Linked DNA regions of Mus musculus: region 1 is linked to region 2. Evidence: chromatin loops called from intact Hi-C (ENCODE). Cell type or tissue: left cerebral cortex. All regions are shown on one strand.

Region 1 (8,000 bases), 86 kb before region 2:
ATTTGGGGAGTGGGGAGGAAAGCAAGGCTCCTACTGAACAGACAGACCCTATTCCCTTAACAACAGGGTGCAGTACCTAACAGCACTGTTATCACATCGGTCTTGGCATTAAAAGTAACCTCGAGATGACCTAATGTACACAGAAGGAATGAAGACTGAACTGAACCTTTGTGGATTCCAGTACCTGGGGGGGAAGTCCCTATAGACTGCCTCAAGGGACAATGTGCATAGCCATTAAACCACACATCTGGCCATGAGCAACTGTAGTCTCAGTTTACAGCCTAAAGCATCTAACATTTTATACAATTACACCTTCTTCCCCCTTCGATATAAAAGCAAAGAGAGAATGTCTGAGAAGGAGAGAGGGAGGGAAGGAAAGGAGCCTCCAGGTCTTTGTTCTCAATCGTTGATAATTTTTAGAACAAAGAAGGGTAAGGGGAGCTTAGTCTAAGCAAGGAGCCTAGAGAAACCACTGACTTGTGTTAGTTCCTCATGTACAGACCATCTATGTAGTCCTATTAATGGCATTGAGGCCAGTTTCTGACCAATTTAACAATTATAATCTGTCAAGATAAAGTAAAAACTTGAACTAGTCTATAAAGCCTGTGTAAGTAAAGAAAATGTTTCCTATAGTCATTTCATGGTTCTGTTTCCAGGTCTTTCTTGGTGCAATAGTTCACTTTTAAAGTATGAACTTAAACTATGATGACTACTCTACATTTTAGTCACCCTCCAGCATCAACTGGCAAAATGTATTGCTTTCTATACCACTATAGGTAATTCTATGAAACTAGAATATTTTATGTGACTCTGGTTGGACTTAGGAGCTTACTTCTTTCAGAATCCTGAGTGGCCTGTGTTCCACGGCATTCCACTAGTTAAGGTATTAAATGCTGGAAACAGTCTAAAGATCAGAATAGTAGAAAACAATTTCGAGAGTGCTGTGTGTAAACCAGGTATAGTGGCTAGTGAACACTTATATAAGAACAGGGCGGGGGTGGGGGTGGGGGATTGTCATGAGTTCAAGCCCAGCCTTAACTATCAGCGTGAGACCCTGACCTAACAACTAGAAGGGGAAGAAACATATTCAATATAGATTTGAAAGTAGGTAGGATTAAACAGTGGAAGGTGTGTCTACGGTAACTCATGCACACGTACCTATGGGTGTGTCATGAAGCCTCTTACAAGTCGGAGCCACACAATGACTGCTAACAGCTCCGAGAAAGTGGGGACCACAGGGAGCAGCACACTCAAATCACTTTGTGTGTGTACTGACATTAAATTGATCCTTCCTGTAAGTAAGCTGTGCTGGATCAGAGTATCATTGCTAATCTTTCATTAAATGATTGTTTTCCTTTAGACGTGACCTTCACACTTGTAGTGCCCACAGCTCACACAGTTTAAAAGATGCTGCATTTTATACAAAAGCCACAGCAAGAACACTTGGGAAGAACATAATCCTATGTCACACTGCAGCATCTGTGATTAAATAATTCAGTGCTTTATCTGCCTGCCTTAAAAATGATACATGCTCTCATCTTTATGCAGTATGTAAGCACAATACTTGTGTACAAAGGGAGAAATCTAAAAGGTGCTGAAATAGTTTACTAACACAGCACCTACTAAATAATGTCTTACTATTAATATAAAGGCACATAGGGTACAGCAAAAATATTTTAATTGAATATAAAATGTCTTGGTTCAAAGATCACGCATACCCATCTGAACACAGTGAGGAAAATATAATATCCTTGAAATCACGTGCTCAGAGTGGACGGGTGCTAGAATAGATGGGCAAGAAATGCATTCAATTCGCTCACTATAGTAATTCACACATGTTCACTAATCTGTCGACTGTCTACTTTGTATGTTCCCTTTTTCTTTGATTCTGTTCTGAGTTAGGAATTATTTTACAGTCATTGTATATTTTACTGGAAACATTTCCCATTTCTGAGTAGTATTGCTTGCAATTAACAGCATTTTATCCAATGAGATTCACTATTTTTAAGTTTTTTTTAGTACATATATACAATGGAATACTATTTATGAAAAACAAAGACTCGATGAGATAGATGGATCTTGAGAATATCATCCTGTGTGGGGTAATCCAGTCACAAAAGGGCATGCACCATATATATGTATTCCACTTATAAGTGGATATTAGCCATAAAATACAGGATACCCATGCTACGCTCCACAGATCCAAGGAGGCTGGAGAGAAAGGAGGGCACAAGCAAGGATGCTCAAGTCTCACTTGGAAGGGGGAATAAAATAGTCTTAAGAGGAAGATGGAGGGAGGGAACTGGGTGGAAGAGGAGATTGGGAGGGGAGTGTTGGTGGGGTTCAGAATCAGGTGTGGGGAGAGGTAGGGGGATTGCTGAATGGCCATGAGAATTAATGGAAATCTGCAACTGATGGGGGGGGGGGGTTGTTCCAGGAGGACACAGAGACCTGGGATAGAGGAGGTGCCCAAGAATCAATGGGGTGTCCTTGGCAGTGACTCACAGCACTGGGGACATGAAGCCTGAAGAGGCTGCCTCCTGTGGCCAGGCAAGAACCCCAGGGGAGTGATAGAAACACCAACCCACCCACAAAACTTTCAACCCCAAATATATCCTGTCTACAACAAATGCAGGCACAAGGGATGAAGCAGAGACTGAGGGAATAGCCAACCAATAACGAACTCAACTAGAGACCCATCCCATGGACAAGCACCAATCCCTGGCACTATTAATGATACTCTGTTATGATTGTAGACAGGGCACGTAATTCTCTGAGAGGCTCTACCTAGACAGATGCAGACACCCACAGCCAAAGAGTGGATGGAGCTTGGGGACTCATGGAAGAAGAGGAGGAAGGATTGCAGGCCCCTAAGGAGATAGAACTCCACAGGAAGACCAACCGAGTCAACTAACCTGAACCCTTGGGGGTTATCAGAGAATAAACCACCAGTCAAAGAACCTAAACAGACTGGACCTAGGCCTCTCTGTGCATATGTACTAGGTGATCGTCATGTGGGCCCTTGAACCACTGGATCAGGGGCTATCCCAAAAGCTGGTGTCTGTTCCTGGGATATGTTCTTCTAGCTGGGCTGCCTTGTCTGGCTCAGTGGGAAGAGAAAGCGCTTAGTCTTGCAGCAACTTGAAGTGCCAGGGTGGGGGAGGCTGGGGTGGGGTGGGGTAGTGTTCCACCAATTCAGAGGAGAAGGGGAGTAGGGAAGGGGTAAGGATTATGGGAGGGAATGACCGAGAGGGGGGCAGTGAGCAATATATTGAAAAATTAATTAAAAAGTATTTTTTAAAGTAACTTTAACAATAATGCTCCCAGTCTCTATCAAAGTATAATTTTTCATAGGAGTGAAGATAAATTTAATAAAGCAGCAAAATTCCCAGATGAGAGGAAGTACTCTGATAAGAATAAAGTGTTAGTGAAATTACCTTGTGCTCTGAATGGGCCACTTACACTACTTGGACCTTCCATTCACTTCTGATTAGTACCTCCTCCTATACAGCAACATTAAATGAGCGCTGCTTATCAATATGGCTTTGTTGCATGTTTCCAGACATGGGAGAAATTACCAACTGCAGTACATACACTAATGCTAAGAACAGAGACCATGCTTCATGAAATTTGTACAGTTAAGCAGTTCAGTCTGCTACACTGCAGAGTGTGGCATCACTCTGCCGTGGCACACACTGAAACCACGTAGGGCTGTTGGGTGTAGCTCAGTGGGAGAACGCCCAGCATAAAACTGGCCCAGGGCTTGATGATCCCCACGGTGTGATTCAGTGTACCATACAGTACTGCCCAAAAAACCACAAAGCAGTGCACTCAGTGGCTGGGCCGCTCCTCACATGTGTTTCCAATTGGCAGCAGGCCTACGGACTGCGGCAGATCCTAAGCCAGACTCATCTGGAATGGTTATGACTGAGGGTGAGCAAGTCCTTCCTTACTGTTATAATGACAAACAAGGACAAGGGGGGCAAGCAAAGAGTAATCGCTTTTGTCTGAAAGGAAAAGTGTCCCCAAACATGCACAAGGTGACACGGTTCTGCCAATGCTGGGCTAACTTGCACTTTCTAGAACCTTCAAACTAGTGCAAGTGCAACCCTTCTCAAGTACCCACGGAAGGCCAAAAGCTTAGAATTAAAAACAGACCACTAACAAGTAAGCTTGTTTATATTGCTACTTAACTTGACTAAATGTCCATAAATTCTGATCAGAGAAAAATGGAACTAAAGTACTTGTGAGGAACTGTATTCACTACCATTTCCTAAAGGCCAAAGCCAGTCTTCCCTGAATATTTACTCTGCCCCAAGGTTGCAATTTTGACTTTTTATCCTAAGGGAAAGACCTAGCATCAAATCAAACTATTAACTGAGTTGCTTTGGAAGTAAATATTCAAGCACTTCTTCTCTTACCTGCCTTACCCAATCAACCAAATAGATTATGCCCTACTGTCTGAATTCACAGGTTCAGGCTGTGTGAGAAAAGACTCTTTCTTTTGGCTACAAATCTCATAGCTGTCTAGAGCATCACCAGAGGAGCACACAAACAAGTCTTACTTTAAATGCCTCGTGTACTCTGTCACAGCTTAGAGATTCTAGACAGAGCAAAGGATGCACGGCTGAAAACGCAAAAGAAAGGAACTGAGTGCTCACAGAATCATGGGAAACCTCCACTGGAAACTAGAAACTACTGATGGCCTTTTATCATGTATATGCAGAATGTGGAAAATGCAAAAAAAAAAAAACAAAACCAGCAAAGAAATGAAACTTAAGAGCAAAAGCAAATAGGAAGCCAACCCCAAACATTTCTCCTCCTTTACCTTAGAGCCTTGTCTAAACAGTGTTACTCAGAGACTACAAAACACATGATGGAAGCTTTATTCCTGACTTATGCCATCAATGCCAATATACATTCTATGCAATTAAGAAACTGATGGCATGCACGTGAACTAAGCTCCTTAATGACAGTCTCATCTACAAGAACAGCAGATAGTGTGAGAAATTGTCATCACTTAATGTGAAATCTGACTAGGTGCCACATCTGGCTCTGTGTTTAGCCATATTAAAGCACCAAAAAACTGTCTCTCAGGCAATATACTTCTAATTTCTTACTTCACACTTATCAAGATTAAAAAAATGCTATAAACATGAGGAATGTTAATTTACCCAGTGTTCCCAATTTTCTATCAAGCTTTAAAGAATATTAAACTTTTAAAGACATTCTTTTTCTCTGTATGAGCAGAGACAGACATGCAGAGAAGGAAAAACTACATGGCTTATACAATAAGTATACATAGATACTACATACATATTGTTCAGACTGCATGGTTTTTATATCAAATACAGGCTTTTCTCAGCACACAACTATTCATTGTTGTTAAAGGGTAATGAGAAACTTCAACAGCTAAGTACATACTACTAACAGTTCAGTTTTAAGAATTTGTAGGTTAAAAAAATACAATTCCTAGAACACTGTTATCAAACAAGTAAGTTTTATTGGCATCTAAAAACAAAATTCACCCAACATTGAAACGTCTTTGAATGTTTATGTTGTTTGCTTTTTTCTTTTTACTTATTGCAGTATGAGGAACAAATCACACACACTTACTTTGGAGTAACAGAGACCATCGTGGAGATTTTTACAAAATCACTTTTTAAAATCTCTGTATTATGCTCCTCAAGAATCTAGAGCCAGTCCTTGCATAAAATGTCATAGCTTTGTCTGTCTCCTTAAAATCCTGCAGCAGCCTAGAGTTATGGAGGAAATGGGCCACACCTTGCTGTTCTGAAATATGTCATTGCCATACCCAACCCAATGACAGCGTCTAAAACCTTCTCTTCCATAGGAAGTCTCCGACAAGCCGTTAGCATCTCCTTGACGTTAAAAGAATCTGGGGCAACATTTATACGTTATCAGAAAAAAAAAGTGTTTACCTACCATGTTCATATTAAGAACAATGTCTATACAAGTCAGTTGTACAATTATTTTAAGAGAAAGGTGAACATGAACATCAGATTAACTTAGTTCTGGTAGATAAACATGAACAAGTGTGGTGCAGTCAGCCATTAACCTCTTACAGAGATGACAACTGTACAAAAGGTTTCTTTTACCTACTGAGTGATGTTATGTCCCCTCAGTCTCTGTGCTTTCTACCACCGCTTCACTCTCTACACCAGCAACTGTGCCGCTCTCCTCCTTGTCTACGTCACCTGAAGACGCCAGTTTCTCATAGAGTTCAGGGTCCTTCTGTACTGGTAAAGGCGGTGGCTGAGCATGTCTCTCTGTATTTTCACCATTAACTTGAGGCACATTATCACCTTTCCGTTGAGAAGTGGCCCCTTCGAAATAATCAAAAACCCGAGCATGAGGAGGGGGAACCCAAGTGTTTTGAATTCTATCTCGTCCAAGACGATTTCCATTAATTTCTCTGCAGAAATCAAAATCTCTGTCATCCCTATCCCTCTGCCTCTCCCAGGGTCTTCTGCGGTCATCAAAATCTCTGTGAACTTCTTGACCAAATCCTCTGTTCCAAGGACCACTTCTAGGATCAAATCGGTAATTTCCAGCCCGAAATCTACCTCTTTCTTCATGTAAGCCTTTTGGACCACCAAAGACAGGCAGAACTCGATGCTCTCTCTCATCAAAATCTCTAGGCCCCCAAGGCTTCTCTGGGGGAAAGCCAAAGTGGTCTCTTCGACCAAGGTGGTCTAGACTTGGCCTCACAAGATTCTCCCTCATGTCCACAGGAGGTCTTCCAAAATGATCCCTAGCATCTAATGGAGGCCTTCCAGGGCCTTCTCTGGGATCTAGACGTCGCCCAACCACATCCCTAACATCCACCTGAGGAGGTCTGGTAATGCCCTCCCTGGTTTCTATAGGAGGAAAGCGGTAATCTCTATCCCCTTCCTGCTGAATATTGTCATTCCCAAGTGGTATTCTTTTATCTGGGTTGGGAACATTGTCTATACTTGGTCTTCCAGGGGCCAGAAAAGGTCTTTCTGGCTGACTGAAAAGATCTCCTGGAGGAAAAGGTCCGCGGGGTGGAGGATGAAGAGCTGCATCAAGTACCGATGGGGGAGGGATACCGCGTTGTGGTGGAATTCCAGGCTGTAGTAAAGGGAATCGTGGCCCGGGAGCCTGTGCTATCAGTCCTGGGCGAATGTCTAACATTGGCAACGCGGGCATCCTTTGAGCAGGGATGGCTAAAGGTGGTAAGTTTTGAGGTCCAATTGGTGGCTGTGTTCCCAAAAGTCCAGCAGGACTTGTAACATTTGGTGGCTGTAGTCCTACAAGTCCAGAGTTGTTAGGCAAGTTTGGAGGCAGTACCCCAAGAAGTCCAGAGCCACTGGACACATTTGGTGGCTGTATGGCCAAAATTCCAGAGTTATTTAGAATATTTGGTGGCTGGGCTCCCATAATTGCAGCACTGTTGGAAACATTAGCTGGACGAACCCCCAGAATTTCAGAATTACTTGATACATTTGGTCTCTGCACGCACAGGATCCCAGAGGTGCTTGAGGCCCCAGGCGGCTGTGCTAACATTGCAGCACTACTTGGAATATCACTTGGAATCACTAAAATAGAAAGAGAACAAACCATCTAAAGTAACAGTTTCTGTATTGTGAAAAGGAAAGAAATTATTAGTGCTATAATCCTGCTAGTGAACTTTAACTCCCTACTCAAAGACCCAGGCTTTACCAGGTACAGCATGACCACCACACCTCAGATGGTTCAGAGGGAAACACAGATTAAAACCCCAGTGCAGCTGCAGACTAAAATACTCGGAACAAACATGTCAGGTTTATTTGTGTGTGATTCTCCACAATTAAGATATCAAAGAGTGGGGCCATTAAAAAAAATTGCTGAATGCTTTTGCATACCATTTCTAGGTAGACGATACTCTGGTACAGTGCTTGGCACGAGCTTTCACCTCTTACCTTCCTCTAAATAAACACTTTATGTAATCTTATGCTGACAACACCCAAGAGCAG
Region 2 (8,000 bases):
CCACAGCAGCCATGTATGCAGAACGGTCAATCAGGCTTTCTCTTCTAAATTAACAAGGCTATGCATTTTGTTCTTAAACAAAAGTATACAGGGACCAAGCCTGGTGCAAGCCTATATAATCCTGCTACCAGAGAGGCTGAGGCAGGAGTATCACATAACAAATACAACTCCTGTCTGGACTACAGAGTTAGCTCCCGTGTTACCAGCCTAGGCAATCTAAGTGAGGACTTCTCCCAAATAAAGAGGACTGAGAGGGACATTTATCTCTGAAGTGGACCCTTGCCTACTTCCAACTTCCAGTCTGAGGGTACGTCTCCTTGACCTTGAGTCTATCCTCTACTTTTAGGCTAACCCCACTTCAAACTGATAACAACATTATCAAGATAGAAAGGAAAACACTTAAGTAGTCTGAAATCCTTAGGGGAAAAAAGGAAGAGAGAGAAACAGTGCAACACAGCCAAGAGCTCCAGGAGGCAGCACAGCCCACCAGCCGTGTGCCCACCAGCCCTTCTCCTTCCAATACAGCCCACACTCACAGCTCCTTCTCCACACTGCTCTAGTGTGCTCTCAGAGCACTAATACTTGTTTATACCTATCATGGTGGGAGCTCTGATAAAGCCTCTTAGGGAAAGGAGGACAGACACATTAGGAATCTCCTAAACAAAGAAGAAAACTAAGCACAGTTATCTTAGTCAGGGTTTCTTTTTTTTCTTTTTGGTCTTTTCAAGACAAGGTTTCTCTGTATAGCCCTGGCTGTCCTGGAACTCACGTTGTAGACCAGGCTGGCCTTGAACTCAGAAATCTGCCTGCCTCTGTCCGGAGTGCTAGGACTAAAGGCGTGTGCCACCACCGCCTGGCTTTAGTCAGGGTTTCTATTCCTGCACAAACATCATGACCAAGAAGCAAGTTGGGGAGGAAAGGGTTTATTCAGCTTACACTTCCACACTGCTGTTCATCACCAAGGAAGTCAGGACTGGAACTCAAGCAGGTCAGGAAGCAGGAGCTGATGCAGAGGCCATGGAGGGATGTTCTTTACTGGCTTGCTTCCCCTGGCTTGCTCAGCCTGCTCTCTTATAGAACCCAAGACTACCAGCCAGAGATGGCACCACCCACAAGGGGCCTGAAACCCTTGATCACTAATTGAGAAAATGCCTTACAGCTGGATCTCATGGAGGCACTTTCCCAACTGAATCTCCTTTCTCTGTGTCACTCCAGCCTATGTCAAGGTGACACAAAACTAGCCAGTACAACAGTGGAAGAGGGTTAAATTCGGTAATTTGGAAATAAGTGAGGTTTTGCTGTTGTTGCTATTTTAAGAGAGAAATTACAGTCCTAGCTGTCCTGGAACTCTATATGTACACTCATATACATGTACATATGGCCGTGAACTCCGAGAGACCCATCTTCCTCTGCCTCTCAGAGTACTAGCATCATCAAAGGCATTCACCACCAAGCCCACATAAGAAGGGACCTTTTTTTTGTAACTAAAGAACTTCATTATTAGTGCTGTATGCAGCAAATTAAAAAGCAACTTGGCTGTTTTCTTATATAGTTAACAACATACTAAAAACTTATTTACAGGAACCAGGCAGTGGTGGCGCACGCCTTTAATCCCAGCACTCGGGAGGCAGAGGCAGGCGGATTTCTGAGTTCGAGACCAGCCTGGTCTACAAAGTGAGTTCGAAGATAGCCAGGGCTACACAGAGAAACCCTGTGTCAAAAAACCAAAAAAAAAGTTATTTACAGTATCACTAAATTCCTTTTATTCCATATTCTAAATATATATCATTGGGAGAGAGAATTAAGTTTCATAAGAGGATAACTGCCCATATTATCAGTTATAAATTCACAAGATTTCCAAATGTATTGCTCTCAGTATCAGGAAGGTCACCACTACTTAAAGTAAGACGCATATTCAAGAACTTGATCTAACTTTCAACAACCCTTTTTGCAGCCTTTCCCAAGGCTACCTACCATAAATAAACAAACAAACAAAAATTACGATGAAATTGCAGAAAGGCATTTAAGAGCACTGTCCCATTTGGGCAGCCACAGATGCTATTTTAAAAACTCATGTACTTAAGACATTAAATGTCATATTACTGAGCATTAACATCCCCAAATCAAAAGTTCTGAAAACTATGCTAATTAGCATACATTTAATTATGTTTCTAAAAGGTACAAGTAGATAATGCTGAGCTGAGCCGGAATTTGCTACATTTAATGTCCGAATTGCTATTATTCCTTAAGAAGAAATCGAATTTATTTTGTCGAAGCCTGCCTTCCAATCAGATCAGTAAACCCAGCAAAGAGTAAAAATTGGACACCTGCATTAAAAAAAGAAAATTAAAAATCTGCTTGGCCTGACATGTGAATGAGGCCCTGGCAAATGATTCTCCAAGCTTCTAACCCCCTCTGAGTGCACACACTCTCCCGAGCACTTGTGTCTTTTCCTCCCTAACTGATGATCAGAAGGGCAAGCAGAAATTAAAAAAGAAAAAAAAAAAAGGAGGGGGGGGAGATCGCAGAATAAATTTGCCTGCTACCAACCATCCAATTAGCGAAGTCCCTGGCTGCCAAGTCACCTAGTCAACAGAACCTCAATAATAAACACTACGTGTAACGTGACCATGGATCACCACACCGTGGGTCCTCTCCAGGGCCTCGCATCCGTGTGTCAGCTTCCTCAGTCACCACCGGGGAGGGCCTGCAGAGTGATGTCCTGCAAACAGTTCAGACCCTGCCAGGCCACGGGCCGTGCGCGAGGTGGGGGGTGGGAGGTGATAGTCCTCGGTGGAACCCACCCGGGAGCGTGGCGCGGCCGCCTTGGGGACCGGCCCTCCCCCTGCCTTCCCTCAGCCCTGCCCGGCCCCGGGAGGGGCGCGGGCCGTTCCCCTCCCCCACGGCCGCCCGGCCGCCGTCGCCCCACCCGGGGGAGGCTGCTTGCGGCCCGCGCCCTTGCTCGGCTCGCGAGCCCCGGGCCGGGCCGGGCCGAGCCTGGCGGGGAGGCCGGGTTGCGGTACGAACCTCGCTGTTGAAGGTCTTCACGGCCTCCATGTTGTCTGCGCAGAGGCCCGGGGCCCGACGGAGGAAGAGGCGGCGGCCGGGTGCGATGCGTGCGGAAAGGCGGGCGACGGGCCCAGGAGGCCGCGGAGCACTGCGAGCAGGCGACGCTCCTCAGCGCCGGCGAGGCCCCAGCATGGCCGCGGGGCGGGCGCAGTGAGCAGGACGGAGGCCGCCGGGGCGGGTCGGCGGCGGGGGAGGGGCTGGCGCGGCGCCTTCTCTGCTTCTCCGCCTCGCTCGGAAGCGGCCTCCACACTCAAGCTTCGGCCCCCTCCACTCTCCACCCCCTTCTCCTCCTTCCTCTTCCTCCCACGGGCTCCTGTGTCACCTCCCTGCCGCCTAGGCCGCGGGAACCTGCAGCGCGCAGCGAAGACACAGGAGGAAGCGCTGACCGCGGCGGCTGCGGCATCCAATATGGCGGACGCGGTCGAGCCGCGCACTCGGAGTCGGCGGCGCCAGCCAGCGCGCCCCCTGGCGACCAGGCCGCGCGAGGTCCGCGGCCGCGCCAGACCATAGAGATGGCGTGGGCCAGAGCGTCTGGAGTCGCTGCGGCGGGAGCGGGGGACCCGAGGCCCTTGGCTGTCCTCATCCCGGGCCGCGGGAGCGAGCGCTGCGGCTGGACGGAGGGGCTTCGGGTGGCCGATCCCGCGGATGAGCGCCGCTCTAGAAACAAGCAAAAACAAAGTTCAGGGGAAGAGACCGAATGGAGGAAACTACGGTGTCTTCGTTGCCGCTTCCGGGTGGGATGGCACCTGCGGTGGAGGAGGGATTGAAGTGCCTTTGAGAACTTTAGCGGGTATTGACTTACATTACTCATCGCCACCATTGTGCCCCGGCGTCCTGGCGGCGGGGGACAGACGCTGCACACACGAGGTGGCTCGGGTCGCGTGCAGCCGCCGTGCGGGAAATGCGAGCTGCGCGAGCCGGGCCTGGGCACCCCGGAGGCGGGAAGGAACCCGGAACGCCCCCGTTTGGACGCGGATATGCAACCTGGTTTTGTTGTTGTTGTTTGTTTGTTGTTGTTTTTGGTTTTTTAGGAGGTGGGTTATTCCGAAGGAATTTGGCCCCAGGTTATCGGAGCAGAGGGATAATTGCGGGTTTTAGGATCCAGACGTGGTACGGGTGAAAATGCTTCGTGCTTGCTTGAAGTTAAACCCGGCGGGGGAACGATTGTTCCCACTGAACGTTCCCACAGGTACTGCTAATTGCCTTCGCTCTTCCCAAATTCATGCAAAAGGAAGGGGTGGGGGGATGGGCTGCTTTAGATTAGTATTTCCTAAGAGCTAAGTCAAGAGGCTTATGAAATAGTCTTTTAAGTCGGCTTCATTCACAGCTTTGCTCCTGGTGCTGGCCGTTTCGAAGGTAAAAATTACAATGGGACTCTTCCATTTTTTTCACCTGCTATCTCTAAAGCAGATCATCTCCACCTCTTCCAGTACTCACAGGCCTAACCCTGACGATCCTGCTGTCTCCGAGTAGCTTGCATTTTTCTGGACAGTAGCCAAAATGATATATTTTAGACACATCCCTTGCTTAACCCCCTGTGATACTTTTCCATTGCCCTTTAAATACATCCTTCCATCTTGCATTGGTGTGAAGGCTCTGCTACCTCTCTGCACATGGCAGTCTTCCACACTGTCCCTTGACAACAGAGAGCATTTGTCTGCTCTCTGTCCATAAGAGATGATAAAACTGAAAAGTCCCATCATATGATGTCAGAGACATTTTAGCATAGCAGTGCACAGCGTATCTCATGTTAGAGATGGTTCTGGCATAAGTAAACCTATCCTATTACCAATAGAATTAAAGTATAGAATATATAGTTTTATAGTGCCATGGCACTGGTAATTTATCATACCATTTATTTTATTCTTACCATATATGTCTTCTAACTAGAAAGGGGTCTGTATGCATACAAGCCCATGTGTACAGGAGTGTGCATGTGGAGTGGTATGTGATTTTAATCATATGAATGCCCAAATATGCATAGATCATGGACTCATACAGTGGCAAATGAAAGATGTCTCTCTTTCAGGAGAACCCTTGGAGACACTACCTTTCCCACAGAATTTCATTCAAGGAGCTCAAAGGCCAGGTTAGTTTTACAACATTCACTGTTACTGTAAGCTAAGCAAAGCCCACCTCCTCCACACTTCTTCTGAAAACTACAATTTGTCTCCTGCTGCTTCTACCATTTTAGTTTGTTAATGTCATAATGAGCATTGTTCCTATATCATACCAGCCCATCCATCCCTCTCCACTTGGAAATCCTCCGTCCCCCCTACCCTTTAGAGTTCATAATCTTTTTTTATTATTTTTAATATCCCCCAGTTCAAAATCACACAATTATTCATTTTTATATTTTTTATTCTTCTCTCATACAACACGTTCACAACTGCAGCATTCCCTCCCTACGCTCAGCCCAGTTTCTCTCTAGTTTCCCTTTCCCTCAAATCCCACAAACAACCACAGCATGTATGCAGAGAACCTAGTACAGACCCTGCAGGCTGTGATTGTTGCTTCAGTCTCTGTGAGCTCCTATGAGGCCTACTTAGATGATTCTGTGGTCCATGTTTCCCAGGTGTCCTTCACCCCAGGCTCCTACAATCCTTCTTCCCCTATTCCCTAGGGTTCCCCAAGCTCTGCCTTTGGTTGTGGGTCTCTGCATCCATTCACATTAACTGCCAGAGGAAGCCTCTCTGATGTCAATTGGGCTAGGCGGTAACATATGAGTTTGGGAATCATTTTATTAAACTTTTTTTTTTTTTTCGGGGAGGAGGGATTCGTCAGTCGTGTTTGTCTCGTTGCAGGAAATCTTTTGAAAAGGTACCATCTACCTGGAGGGCATCATCCTGAGTGAGGTAACCCAATCACAAAAGAACTCGCACAATATGTACTCACTGATAAGTGGATATTAGCCCAGTGCTTAGAATACCCAAGATACAAGATACAATTTGCAAAACACATGAAACTCAAGAAGAACGAAGACCAAAGTGTGGACACTTTGCCCCTTCTTAGAATTGGGAATAAAACACCCATGGAAGGAGTTACAGAGACAAAGTTTGGAGCTGAAACGAAAGGATGGACCATCTAGAGACTGCCATATCCAGGGATCCATCCCATAATCAGCCTCCAAACGCTGACACCATTGCATATACCAGCAAGATTTTGCTGAAAGGACCCAGATATAGCTGTCTCTTGTGAGACTAGGCTGGGGCCTAGCAAACACAGAAGTGGATGCTCATAGTCAGTCAGCTATTGGATGGATCACAGGGCCCCCAGTGGAGAAGCTAGAGAAAGTACCCAAGGAGCTAAAGGGGTCTGCAACCCCATAGGTGGAACAACAATATGAACTAACCAGTACCTCCAGAGCTCATGTCTCTAGCTCCATATGTAGCAGAAGATGGCCTAGTCGGTCATCAGTGGAAAGAGAGGCCCATTGGTCATGCAAACTTTATATGCCCAGTACAGGGGAACGCCAGGGCCAAGAAGTGGGAGTGGGAGGGTGGGGGAGTGGGTGGGGGAGCGTGTAGGGGACTTTTGGGATAGCATTGGAAATATAAATGAAGAAAGTACCTAATAAAAATAAATTTAAAAAAAAAAAAAAAGGCACCATCCGGCCCTATCACCAGCTACTCACTCTCCCCGCAACCTTGCTGCCTTCATGGTTAACCCCATGCAATGACTCTCTACTTCTATCTCCTCAGGGGTTTCCATGGTTGCCCATCTCAGTCAGATTTGTATTAGCAAATTCTCAACCCACAAAATACCTGCACAATGAACTCAAAACTCAATTGATATAAACACAGGCTACACTCCTAGATAGGGCAAGCACACCCTACTTATAATTTAATCATCTATTTAAGAAATCCCCAATACTTACGGCTCCCAAAACTGTGGTTCTGGCTCCTCTTCCTCTCCTATAGGTTCCATCTTGTCTCTTCCTCTCCTTTCCTCCTTCTCTCCCTCTACTCTCTGTACTCATCTCTAAAATTCTCAGCCCACCTTCCTTTTCCACTGCCCAATCACAGGCTTTCACCTTATCTTGTACCTGCCCTCACCTGCATATAGACAGCAATCCTCATAGTCTTTTCCTAGGTCTCTGAGCCATTCAGCTTCCATTTCTGACCATCCAGGCAGTGTCAGTCATGGGCTCCTTCTCATGGCTTGGCCCTCAAATTAGACCAATGATTGTTTGACCATTCCCACAATCTCTGAGCCACCATTGCCTCAGCACATCTTGCTGGTAGGACACGTGTGGGTTGGAGGTTTTGTGGTTGGGTTGGTGTTGGTCCCACAACTGGGAGCCCTCCCAGGTTACCAAAGATGGCCAGTTCAGGCTCTGTATCCTCTATTACTAGGAGTCCTCACTATTGTAATACTCTTAGATTCCAGAGAGTTTCTGCTGCAATAGATTTCCACACAGCCTCCTAAATGCCCCCTTATTCCAGTCAATCTTCTCCCAGGACTCTTTCCCCTCTGCCCCTCCCTTCTTGATCTGATTCCTTCCCATCCCCACCCACCCACTGACAGGACACTTGAAAAATCTATCTCCCCTTCCCAGAAAGATCTGTGTGTCTTGTTTAGAGCCCTCCTTGTTAATACTTAGTCTCTCTCGGTCTATAGATTGTAGTGTGGTCTTCTTTGACAGCTAATATCCACTTATAAGTGATGATATATCATGTTTATCTTTCTGGGCCAAGGATGTCATTTTTTTTAATCTGAGTAACACACGATGTATAAATATGCTTCATTTTCTTTATTTAAGTTCTTTGGTTAAGAAACATCTAGGTTGTTTCCAGTTTCTAGTTGTTATGAATAAAGCTACAATGAACATATTTGAGTAAGTGGGTTGGGTAGAATGGAGTGACCTCTGGGTATAAACCCAGGAGTGATATAGCTGGGTCTTGAAGTAGAAGCACTCCCAATTCTATGAG

What was found. Hi-C counts contacts between places; a loop is a spot of excess contacts. Peaks named below come from ENCODE experiments on the same cell type or tissue, not always from the same donor. Only the 100,000 strongest peaks of a DNase experiment are listed, where the experiment ranks them.
Region 1: a loop joins it to region 2, with 2.2 times the contacts of the local background. A loop is called at or near these places in 3 of 42 quality-filtered maps.

The regions. Positions count from the first base shown.
Region 1 is chr17:3,196,343-3,204,342 of GRCm38, reverse strand. It overlaps Scaf8 (SR-related CTD-associated factor 8), which reads right to left. Exons shown (of 20, transcript NM_134123.3): 20 at 5,484-7,583. The coding sequence ends at 6,133. Among named protein-coding and RNA genes, the nearest start is that of Gm34035, 83 kb to the left of the region's middle. In left cerebral cortex, no CTCF peak of the experiment used is centred here; a DNase peak (open chromatin) is centred at 3,914.
Region 2 is chr17:3,110,446-3,118,445 of GRCm38, reverse strand. It overlaps Scaf8 (SR-related CTD-associated factor 8), which reads right to left and starts at 3,474. Exons shown (of 20, transcript NM_134123.3): 1 at 3,028-3,474. The coding sequence starts at 3,057. It overlaps A230045G11Rik (a long non-coding RNA gene), which reads left to right and starts at 3,162. Exons shown (of 6, transcript XR_003952289.1): 1 at 3,162-3,859; 2 at 4,101-4,258; 3 at 5,099-5,158; 4 at 5,874-5,924. In left cerebral cortex, a CTCF peak has its summit at 3,542 (motif pointing left); DNase peaks (open chromatin) are centred at 2,717, 3,273, 3,541 and 4,536; H3K4me3 peaks cover 3,123 bases; H3K27ac peaks cover 2,270 bases.